2 separate regions of the Homo sapiens genome follow, and region 1 is linked to region 2. Evidence: read pairs that join two places in POLR2A ChIA-PET (ENCODE). Cell type or tissue: OCI-LY7. All regions are shown on one strand. Region 1 overlaps CYTH1 (cytohesin 1). Region 2 overlaps C17orf99 (chromosome 17 open reading frame 99).

Region 1 (5,000 bases), 560 kb after region 2:
GCCAACAGCCACCAGACCGGGTCAGAGCAGGAAGCCAAAGGGCTGCCAGAGGAATGCCATCAGAAAGAATGAAATCAGACTCGAAACCAGAGAATGAAGGAGAAAGCAGCTGAGAAAACTGTGTGATACCAACAGGCATCATTCGGTTTCCTCTCAAGAGAATAAAAAGGACTGGGCAACAGGAAAAACTCAACTACAGGAAATCACAGAAGAAATGAAACATGCCCCCCGAGTGGTGTCCTCTGGGCCATCAGGGACGCCAGGAACAGCTCCCTTTGAGTGGGCACCTGGCTCTACGGTGAGTGGTATCTACATTCCTGTCATGGTGCTGGTCGCTGGTAGTTAACTTACAGAATCACCCTGTAGACAAAGCATGAAAGACCAACCCAGGCTGGAGAAGCAAAGCTATCTGTTACCAAGGTGAAGGAAGAGCTGACCAAAGTTTGAGGGAAGCAAAGTGGAGAGGGCAGCAGGGTCCCAAATGGTCCCCACAGCTTCCTCCTACAACACTAGAGACCAGAGGCATGGATAAGGATCATGAACAAGAAACCCACGCTGTAAATATGCCAAAGGTAAAAATCCAGGAACTGAAAATTGTGATCAACTACCAAAAATGGACAGTGAGAGAAGGAAGGAAGAGAATGGTGTGAGCTGCATCCTCATCCATCATAGGCAGAAGGCAGGAGATAACCTTTGATCTTGACAAAATAATCACCAATTTAAGAACTTGGCAGCACCCACTAGAAGACCTAAAAGCAGAAAAAAGTGAATTAATAGTGGCTGCTTTGGGGAGTGGGTCTGGGAATAGAGAGACAGGACATATAAGCCCCTGAATACTTGCTTTAAAATACATATATATATGTACTATGACAATTTGAAAACAAAAGACTAAAAATGTACAACTATGGTCACTAGAAAAGATAGCCCTTCTGTGTCCTTGGAGTCAGACAGAAAACGCTTCTGGCCAATTTGTAGCTAGAATAAATAAGACATTTATCTACATTTATTTTGATCCAATCTCCTGACATTTGCCACATGACTGCTAAATTACTTCTCCATTCCATACTTACTAACTTTAAATCATAATGCTGCTCCCCTTCTGGCTCAACCAATCATTCAAGAACTTTATTTTAAAAAGCTGAACTACACCTCATTTTTCTAGTGGAATTTTATTCTGAGATGAGGCAAAATCTAATATTTTAATAAGTATTTTCCTCTGCATAAACTTAACAATGCAACATCAAATCTTTAATTCAAGCCTTCATTCTCATGCTGCCCCGGACAGAAAAAACATCCAAAAACAAAATGCTTAATTTCATTTAGCAGCATGAAGAATCAACACTATTGCTGGAGAGCTGAGGTGTGATTGATTCCTACAGTCTTGGCTAGTGTCTTCAGGACACTGCGAAGGCCACAGCTGGAACAAGAAAGGTGGTGGTCAGAAATACCCATGTCTACCTCACAGCCCGGGAGTTTCTGGGAAAGCACCGTCCGCACCCTGGGAAACCCGTCTATTCATGCCGCTTCTCTCCTGTGTAGCCATTAGGGTTAAACTGCAAAAGAACGGCTCAGATGGGCCAGATGGCAGCACAACAAACAGCTCCTCCCTCCCCCACTGCCACGTGCTGCAGCCATGCTTATGTGCCAGGGAGGCGGTGTGCCAGGGAGGCGGCTGAACCCCTTGCTCTTTAAAAGAATGGCCACTGGGGAGGGCAGCAGGTTGTCCCTGCCGGCAGCCTGAGCACAATGGAGACAAACCAGAGGGGGAGCCGCCCTGACACACCACCCGGTCGCTCGCCCTCCTCGCCCATTGCCAGAGGGGCACCCGGAATCCATGCCCACAAAGGTTAATCTGCAAGGTGTCCGGCTGGCAGTCAGGGGGACGGTCCAGCATCAGCCCCATCACCATTCCTTTCCAGGGTTCCAATTTAATGAAGAGGATTAAAGTGACAAAAACAACAAGGCGCTATTGTGCTTGGCTGTGAATAGGAAAGCCACACAAGGGAAGCTTTCATTTATTTATTTATTTAAATGTTGCTTTGCAGATTTTAACAGTCGGCAGAAACCCAGAGCTGAAATGGGTTCCAGCCAGTGGCATACAAAGGAGGACTGTCTTAAAGGGACAGAGCCCTCTTTCCAAGCCAGAGGACGATACATGAGCACACGGCGGGCTCTAGTCTAAAATCCTGCAACCCGCGCTCCACCGGCCACAGGCAGATGCCCGGGGATATGCCATAAAGTTCCACGGAAAACGCAGCTCTCTGACAGCAGGTTCTGCTTGGCAGACACATAGCAGCTGCCAGGACCACACTGTCCTAAATCCCCGTGGGTACCGTCAAATGAACGTGTCCAAGGCATGCTTTAGGACCAGGATGTCTCTTTGAGGTCATCCAGCTGGCACCAGACCCCTCTGCCTAGCTTTCAAATACATCACTTGCCTTATTTTTTTCCACTATAATGATTAACCAGCATCCTTCTTACAGCCTCTGCCTTTCAATGGATAAAAAGGTCCATATTTAAACCAACAATGCGGGGAAACATTTTATAAAGTAATTAAGGAGTGAGCCCTCATTTGCGGAGAAGGTAAATATACAAAAGGTAACTACCTTAGTCAGAGTTGCTCCCAGGCCAAGGAGGTCATTGCCATTTCCTTTTCATCCCCTCCAGCTGGCCTGCTGCCAACGGGTGCCCTCCTGCTAATCACGGCCACACCCCTTTACAGACCTGGAAGTTTCATAAACACTGAATACACACACACACACACACACACACACACACACACACACACACACACACACGCTCCTTCTCTCTTAACCTTAAGCTCTGCCTAAAACAGCAGTGGCAGTAATGAAATAAAGCACCCAGCTTTTCTACAGCCTCTACAGAAACTACCACCTGCTCAGAGGAGAACAACTGGCTATTTACAAACCAGGCTTTGGGCTCAAAAGCGCGCATCTGGGAAACCATCTTGTTCCTCCAACCTCCAAAGATACAGTGATCATGGCGTGAGGGCTAAGAAACTCCAAATATCCTGAGCACTGGTTCCAGTATTCAGCACTTACTCGCCACATACCTGTGTCAATCCTACTAGTCAGACCTTAAACAAACCAGCGTGTTCACCTCCCTCTGCACTACCCTATGGGTGTAAGTCACTTTGTCTCCCAGAAAATCCCAGTGACTTATAATTTGAAAAACTTCAAAATACTGGAAACAACTCAGGCTTTGGAGACATACCAATGTTCAACAAACTGCTAATCTCTCTGGGCCTCAGTTTTGTCCAGCTGTAAAATGGCACTGCAGTTATTAGCACTGTTGTGAGGAATGCGTGATGGAAAAGATAAAGCTGTGAGCACAAATAGGTGCCCAACAAATGCCAAATGTCTTTCCTTTATCTGCATACCCAATTCATCTTCCTCTTTTGCTTCTTTCTAACAATGTCATCATTGACGCATTCAGCCTGCATTTACTGCTTGCCTACTAGGTGGAAGGCAGCGGGGGTACAACACTGAAGAGACAGATCTGGTTCCTTCCGGCAGGAGCAGCAGTCCCTGGAAGCATCCACTGAGAAGGTGATGACTTCAGGTGTGCATGTTAACGAGGGATCATGCACAAGGCTGTATGAATCCACAGCATGGGTGCCTCACCCAACTTCTGGGACGGATCCGGGGACTGCCACTCTACAGGGAGTGGTCTTGGGTCCTAAGCCTAGCTTGGGGCCACACTCACCAGCTGGATGACCCTGGGCAAGTTACTTCGGCTATCTGTGCCTCAAAGCAAACAGTAAGCTAAGAGGTTGCTTCCTGAGCAGAGTACTGTTTAAAATGACTACAGCTTTTATATCACTTGGGGAACATACAAATGACCCACAATAATACAAAATCTGGTAAGTTAAAAACTATAGGATAAGAAGGCAGTGCTGTGAGGCATGGCTAACAACTGCAGGTAAGGCAGCAAACAAGAAAAAAAAACAGTCGAGGAGTCAAAGATAAAGTTCTTACAGATCATTACTGCAAGTGGAGAATGGCTTGGTTTAGGGGAACTTTTTTCCCCTCACTGAGAAAAGTAATTTTCAACTTTCACAAAACTCCATGCTGACATTACAAATATGTGGGGTCAGATCTTTAAGGCAGGGATAAGAATGCAACCAAAATCCAGTGTATCTTTCAGGTAAAATGTAACGGAAGAGAGATGTAAAGCAAACAGTTGTAATGATACCAGGATTTTACTGGAAGCCTGAAATTTTGAGACAGTCCTCAGGATAAATGTTAGGATCAGAGGATGAAGAAAGATGGATGTAGCAAAGGGGTGTGACTAGAGCAGGAGGCCCAGGTGACACTTTCTGCCAATAATACACTGAAGAGTTCACACCTTCACACAGTCTATCTACTTTGGGAAACCAATTAAGTTTCCCACTCACTGAGTCAGAAACACAGTAATACTTTTCAAACTTAGTACCTTAAAAAGGAAGGAAATTCTGATGTATGCTACAACACGGATGAACCTGGAGGACATTAAGCCAGTTGCAAAAGGGCAAATACTGAAGGATTCCACTGATAAGAGGCCCCTGGAGTAGTCAAACTACCATAGAGACAGACAGTGGGATGGATGTTGCCAGGGGCTGGGGAGAGGGGGAGTGGGAGAATGAAGGTTTAATGGCGGGTTTCAGTTTTGCAAGATGAAAAAGTTCTAGAGACTGGATTGCACAATAATATGAACGTATGAATGTACTACTGAACTTAACAGGCTGAAGATGGTACATTTTTTGTTATATGTATTTTACCACCATTAAAAATAAAGGCCTGGCATGGTGGCTCATGCCTATAATACCCCCGGCACTTTGATTTGTTTTTTTATTTGTTTGTTTTTGAGATGGAGTCTTGCTCTGTCACCCAGGCTGGAGTGCACTGCCGCAACCTCAGCTCACTGCAACCTCTGCCTCCTGGGTTCATGCAATTCTCCTGCCTCAGCCTCCCCAATAGATAGGACTACAGGTGCCTGCC
Region 2 (5,000 bases):
GTCAGCCTCCTGAGTAGCTGGTGCATACCACCATGCCTGCTTAATTTTTTTTTTTTTTTTTGAGACAGGGTCTCACTTTGTCACCCAGGCTGGAGTGCAGTGGTGCAATCTTGGCTCGCTGCAGCCTCCACCTTCCAGGTTCAAGAGATCCTCCCACCTCAACCTGCTGAGTAGCTGGGATTACAGGCACATGCCACCATGCCCAGCTAATTTTTGTATTTTTAGTAGAGATGGGGTTTTGCCATGTTGGCCCGGCTGGTCTCGAACTTCTGAGTTCAAGTGATTCACCCACCTTGACCTCCCAAAGTGTTAGGATTATAGGCATGAGCCACTGCACCCAGCCAATTTTTTTTTTTTTTTTCTTAGAGACAGGATCTTGCTTTTTTGCCCAGGCTGGTCTCAAACTCCTGGGCTCAAGGGATCCCCCTGCCTAGGCCTCCAAAAGCTCTGGGATTATAGGAGTGAGCCACCACACCCAGACAAGCAGAAGAATTTTGAATTAAATGATAGGCCAGGCGGGTGGCTCACGCCTATAATCCCAGCACTTTGGAAGGCTGAGGTGGGTGGATCACTTGAGGTCAGGAGTTGTAGACCAGCCTGGCCAACATGGTGAAACCCCATCTCTATTAAAAATACAAAAATTAGCCAAGCATGGTGGCATGCACCTGTAATACCAGCTACTCAGGAGGGTGAGGCGGAGAATCACTTGAAACAGGGAGGCAGAGGTTGCAGTGAATTGAGATCGTGCCGCTGCACTCAGGCCTGGGAGACAAAGCAAGAGCCTGTCTCAAAGAAAAAAATAAATTAAAAAAAAAATGATAGACCATCCTTTATTGGCAGGCTGATCCATAAACTAAATAATCAAAAGGAAAAAACCACACAAGTCTTGAGAGGATATAAAGTGAGTGTGCGGCCGGGGACGGTGGCTCACCCTGTAATCCCGGCACTCTGGGAGGCCGACGGGGGTGGATCTCCTGAGCTCAGGTGTTCAAGACCAGCCTGGCCAACATGGAGAAACCCCAGCTCTACTAAAAATACAAAAAATTAGCCGGGCGTGGTGGTGCATGCCTGTAATCCCAGCTACTCGGGAGGCTGAGGCAGGAGAATCACTTGAACCCAGGAGGCGGAGGTTGCAGTGAACCAAGATCGTGTCACTGCAGTCCAGCCTGGGCGACAGAGCAAGACTCCGTCTCAAAAAAAGAAAAAAAAAAGTGAATGTCCCTGGTACAGTGTACTTTCAAAATGGTTCCTGTCTGTGAATTTATGCAAATCAAGCTTCTATTAATGAAGACTGAAATGGAAATGAAGAGAGAGAAGTTTTTCTTTCCATTTTTGTAAGTCAAGATCGTTTCCCTTCGCAAAGGGAACAAAAAGAAAGGGTGATCGCGTGTCAGCCCTGGACGCCCACTTCCCCACGTGAGGCAGGCTTCTGGCCCCTGCGATAGTTTCTGGACCATGAAGAGAAGGCCTCTTGGCCCTGAGGGTCAAATTGACTAAAGAATCAGCAGAGGCATCTGCAAGAGGATGCCCCAGAGGGTGCCTTCACCTCCAGATACACCTTCACTTTCTTCAAATCGAAGATTTTTCCATGAAAGCCTGTTTAGGGAAAAAAAAAAAGTATTCCTTCTTTTTTTTTTTTTTTTTTTTTTTTTGAGACACAGTCTCACTCTGTCACCCAGGCTGGAGTACAGCAGCACAATCTCCGCTCACTGCAGCCTCCACCTCTCAGGTTCAAGTGATTCTCATGCCTCAGCCTCCCGAGTAGCTGGGACTACAGGCTCGAGCCACCACACCGGGCTAATTTGTGTATTTTTAATAGAGACAGGGTTTCACCATGTTGCCCAGGCTGGCTTTGAACTCCTGGCCTCAAACGATTCACCCTCTCAGCCTCCCAAAGTGCTGGAATGACAGGCGTGAGCCACTGTGCCAGGCCTGAAAAAAAAAAGTATTCTTCCCCATCTAAAAAGGAGAGTCTGGCTGGGTGCAGTGGCTCATGCCTGTAATCCCAGCACTTTGGGAGGCCAAGGTGGGTGGATCACCTGAGGTCAGGAGTTCGAAACCAGTCTGGCCAACTTGGTAAAACCCCATCTCTACCAAAAATACAAAATTAGACAGGCGTGGTGGCATGTGTCTGTAATCCCAGCTACTCGGGCAGCTGAGGCAGGAGAATCGCTTGAACCCGGGAGGCAGAGGTTGCAGTGAGCCAAGATTACACCACTGCCCTGAGGCCTGGGTGACAGGGTAAGACTTCGTCTCAAAAAAATAAATAGGTGGGGCGCAGTGGCTCACACCTGTAATCCCAGCACTTTGGGGGGCTGAGGCAGGTGGATCACCTGAGGTTGGGCGTTTGAGACCAGCCTAACCAACATGGAGAAACCCTGTCTCTACTAAAAATACAAAATTAGCCAGGCATGGTGACGCATGCCTGTAATCCCAGCTACTCAGGAGGCTAAGGCAGAAGAATTGCTTGAACCTGGGAAGCGGAGGTTGTGGTGAGACGAGATCACGACATTGCACTCCAGCCTGGGTAACAGAGTGAGACTCCATCTCAAAAATAAATAAATAAATAAATAAATATAAAAAGGAGAGTTATCATGAAATTTTCAAAGGGGCACAGATGAGAAAATAATTGTTGGTGTCTGTGCAGCCCTGGGCAGGGGAAGACATCCTGATTCTAGAAGGCTGCTGCCGGTTGTCTAGACCAGAGTTGTCAACCTCAGCACTCCTGACATTTGAGGCCAGACCATTCTTCGCGGTGGGGGCTGACTGTGCACTGTAGGATGCTTTGCGACATCCTTGGCCTCTACCCACTAAATGTCAGCAGCAACCCCTATTTTTTTTTTTTTTTTTTTGTGGAGATGGGGTCTTGCTGTGTTGCCCAAGCTAGTCCATCTCCCAATATTGACAACCAAAAATGTCCCCAGACCCAAAGTTCCCCTGGAGGCAAAATTGCTCCTGGTTGAGAGTTACTGGTCTAGAATGAAACATGCTTAGTGGTCACACACTCTAGTCTATTCCAGTTCTCTGCTCAATCAGCAGTTTCCTCATTGCAGGGTGGTTTCCAGAGCAGACATGCCCAGCCGAGCAAAGGCAATTCATGACGTCGATGATATTCAGATTTCACAGACCCTTCTTTCTACCCCTCCCCCAAGCACTGCCCCACCACACAGTATTCTTTTTTTCTTTTTAATTTTTCTTTCGATTAAATAGAGGTGGGGTCTCACTATGTTGCCTAGGCTGGTCTGGAACCCCTGGGCTTAAGCAATCCTCCCGCCTTGGCCTCCCAAAGTGCTGGTATTACGGGCCTGAGCTACTGTGCCCACCTGATACACACTATTCTTTTTCTTTTTTTTGAGACGGAGTCTTGCTCTGTCACCCATGCTAGAGTACAATGGCAGGATATTGGCTCACTGTAACCTCTGTCTCCTGGGTTCAAGTGATTCTCTGGCCTCAGTCTTCTGAGTAGCTGGGATTACAGGCATGTACCACCATGCCCAGATAATTTTTGTATTTTTAGTAGAGACGGGGTTTCTTCATGTTGGCCAGGCTGGTCTTGAACTCCTGACCTCAGGTGATCCACCTGCCTCGGCCTCACAGTGCTGGGAATACAGATGTGAGCCACCATGCCCGGCCTACACACTATTGTTGAAATGCAAACAGGTCCCCGCCATTGGTATAATACAACCCTCTCCCTCAAACCCCTATTCCAGAAACATTTTTGTTTAATCCCAATTGCTGTCTTAAAGAATCAGTAATGGCCAGGCACAGTGGCTCACACCTGTAATCCCAGCACTTTGGGAGGCCCAGGCAGGCGGATCACCTGAGGTCAAGAGTTCGAGACCAGCCTGGCCAATGTGGCGAAACCCAGTCTCTACTAAAAATACAAAAATTAGCTGGGTGTGGTTGTGGGCACCTGTAGTCCCAGCTACTTGGGAGGCTGAGGCAGGAGAATCACTTGAACCCGGGAGGCGGAGGTTGTAGTGAGCCAAGATTGCACCACTGCACTCCAGCCTGGGTGACAGAGCAAAACTCCTTCTCCAGAAAAAAAAAAAAAAAAAAAAAAGAATCAGCAAAGACAGCATCAGGCCCACTAGGAAGATCTCAGAGATGTTTTCCACAATGAAATTGACTCCAGGATTTGCTTCCAAAACAGAGAAGTCACTCGCAAGCAGAAAGCAGATACCTGGCGTAGGTGGGTGAAGGCCTGCTGGAATGCGCTGACGGGCTGGTTTTGATCTGGGTCTAGGGAGAAGAGCACTTTGGGTGCCGTGAGCAGGCTGGTCTCCTGCAGGAGCCTCGCATTCTTCAAAAGTCCTTTTAATTAATTAATTTTTTTAGAAACAGGGTCTCACTCTTTCACCCAGTCTGGAGTGCAGTGGCACGATCATAGCTCACTGTAGCTTCAGTCTCCCAAGCTCAAGTAAGTGATCCTCTCCCCTCAACCTCTGGAGTAGCTGGGACCGCAGGCGAGCACCACCACACCTGGCTAATTTTGTTTATTTATTTATTTTTAGAGTAGTTCTCACTGTGTTGTTGAAGCTGATCTCCGAGGCTCAAGCAATCCGTCCACCTCAGCCTCCCAAAGTGCTGGGATTCCAGGCGCAGTGGCCACCGTGCCTGGACACATTTTGTTTATATAGAAAAATATTCTGGAAAGAAACAGCCTAAACCCAGGAGGTAGCCCTTTTTCTAATATTTTCTTTTTTTAGAGGTGAAATTCACATAACAAAAAGTCAACCATTTAAAAGTGATAATTGGCCGTGCACGGTGGCTCACGCTTGTAATGCCAGTACTTTGGGAGGCCGAGGTGGGTGGATGACTTGAGGCCAGGAGTTCAAGACCAGCCTAACCAACATAGTGAAACTCCGTCTCTACTAAAAATACAAAACTTAGGCCGGGCACGGTGGCTCACACCTGTAATCCCAGCACTTTGGGAGGCCGAGGCGGGCGCATCATGAGGTCTGGAGTTCAAGAGCAGCCTGGCCAACACGGTGAAAACC

Evidence for each region. Peaks named below come from ENCODE experiments on the same cell type or tissue, not always from the same donor. Only the 100,000 strongest peaks of a DNase experiment are listed, where the experiment ranks them.
Region 1: POLR2A ChIA-PET joins it to region 2 with 7 read pairs; 1 of 35 experiments calls an interaction of 5 or more read pairs at or near these places.

Annotation. Positions count from the first base shown.
Region 1 is chr17:78,715,471-78,720,470 of GRCh38, forward strand. The region is part of intron 1 of CYTH1 (cytohesin 1); the gene reads right to left. Among named protein-coding and RNA genes, the nearest start is that of CYTH1, 64 kb to the right of the region's middle. In OCI-LY7, no CTCF peak of the experiment used is centred here; DNase peaks (open chromatin) are centred at 131, 1,591, 2,801, 3,461 and 2 weaker places; H3K4me3 peaks cover 4,769 bases; H3K27ac peaks cover 5,000 bases.
Region 2 is chr17:78,152,292-78,157,291 of GRCh38, forward strand. The region is part of intron 2 of C17orf99 (chromosome 17 open reading frame 99); the gene reads left to right. Among named protein-coding and RNA genes, the nearest start is that of C17orf99, 8.4 kb to the left of the region's middle. RefSeq lists enhancers at 1-40, 41-617, 2,964-3,343 and a silencer at 2,074-2,143. In OCI-LY7, no CTCF peak of the experiment used is centred here; DNase peaks (open chromatin) are centred at 737, 1,320, 2,710 and 3,030; H3K4me3 peaks cover 680 bases; H3K27ac peaks cover 1,309 bases.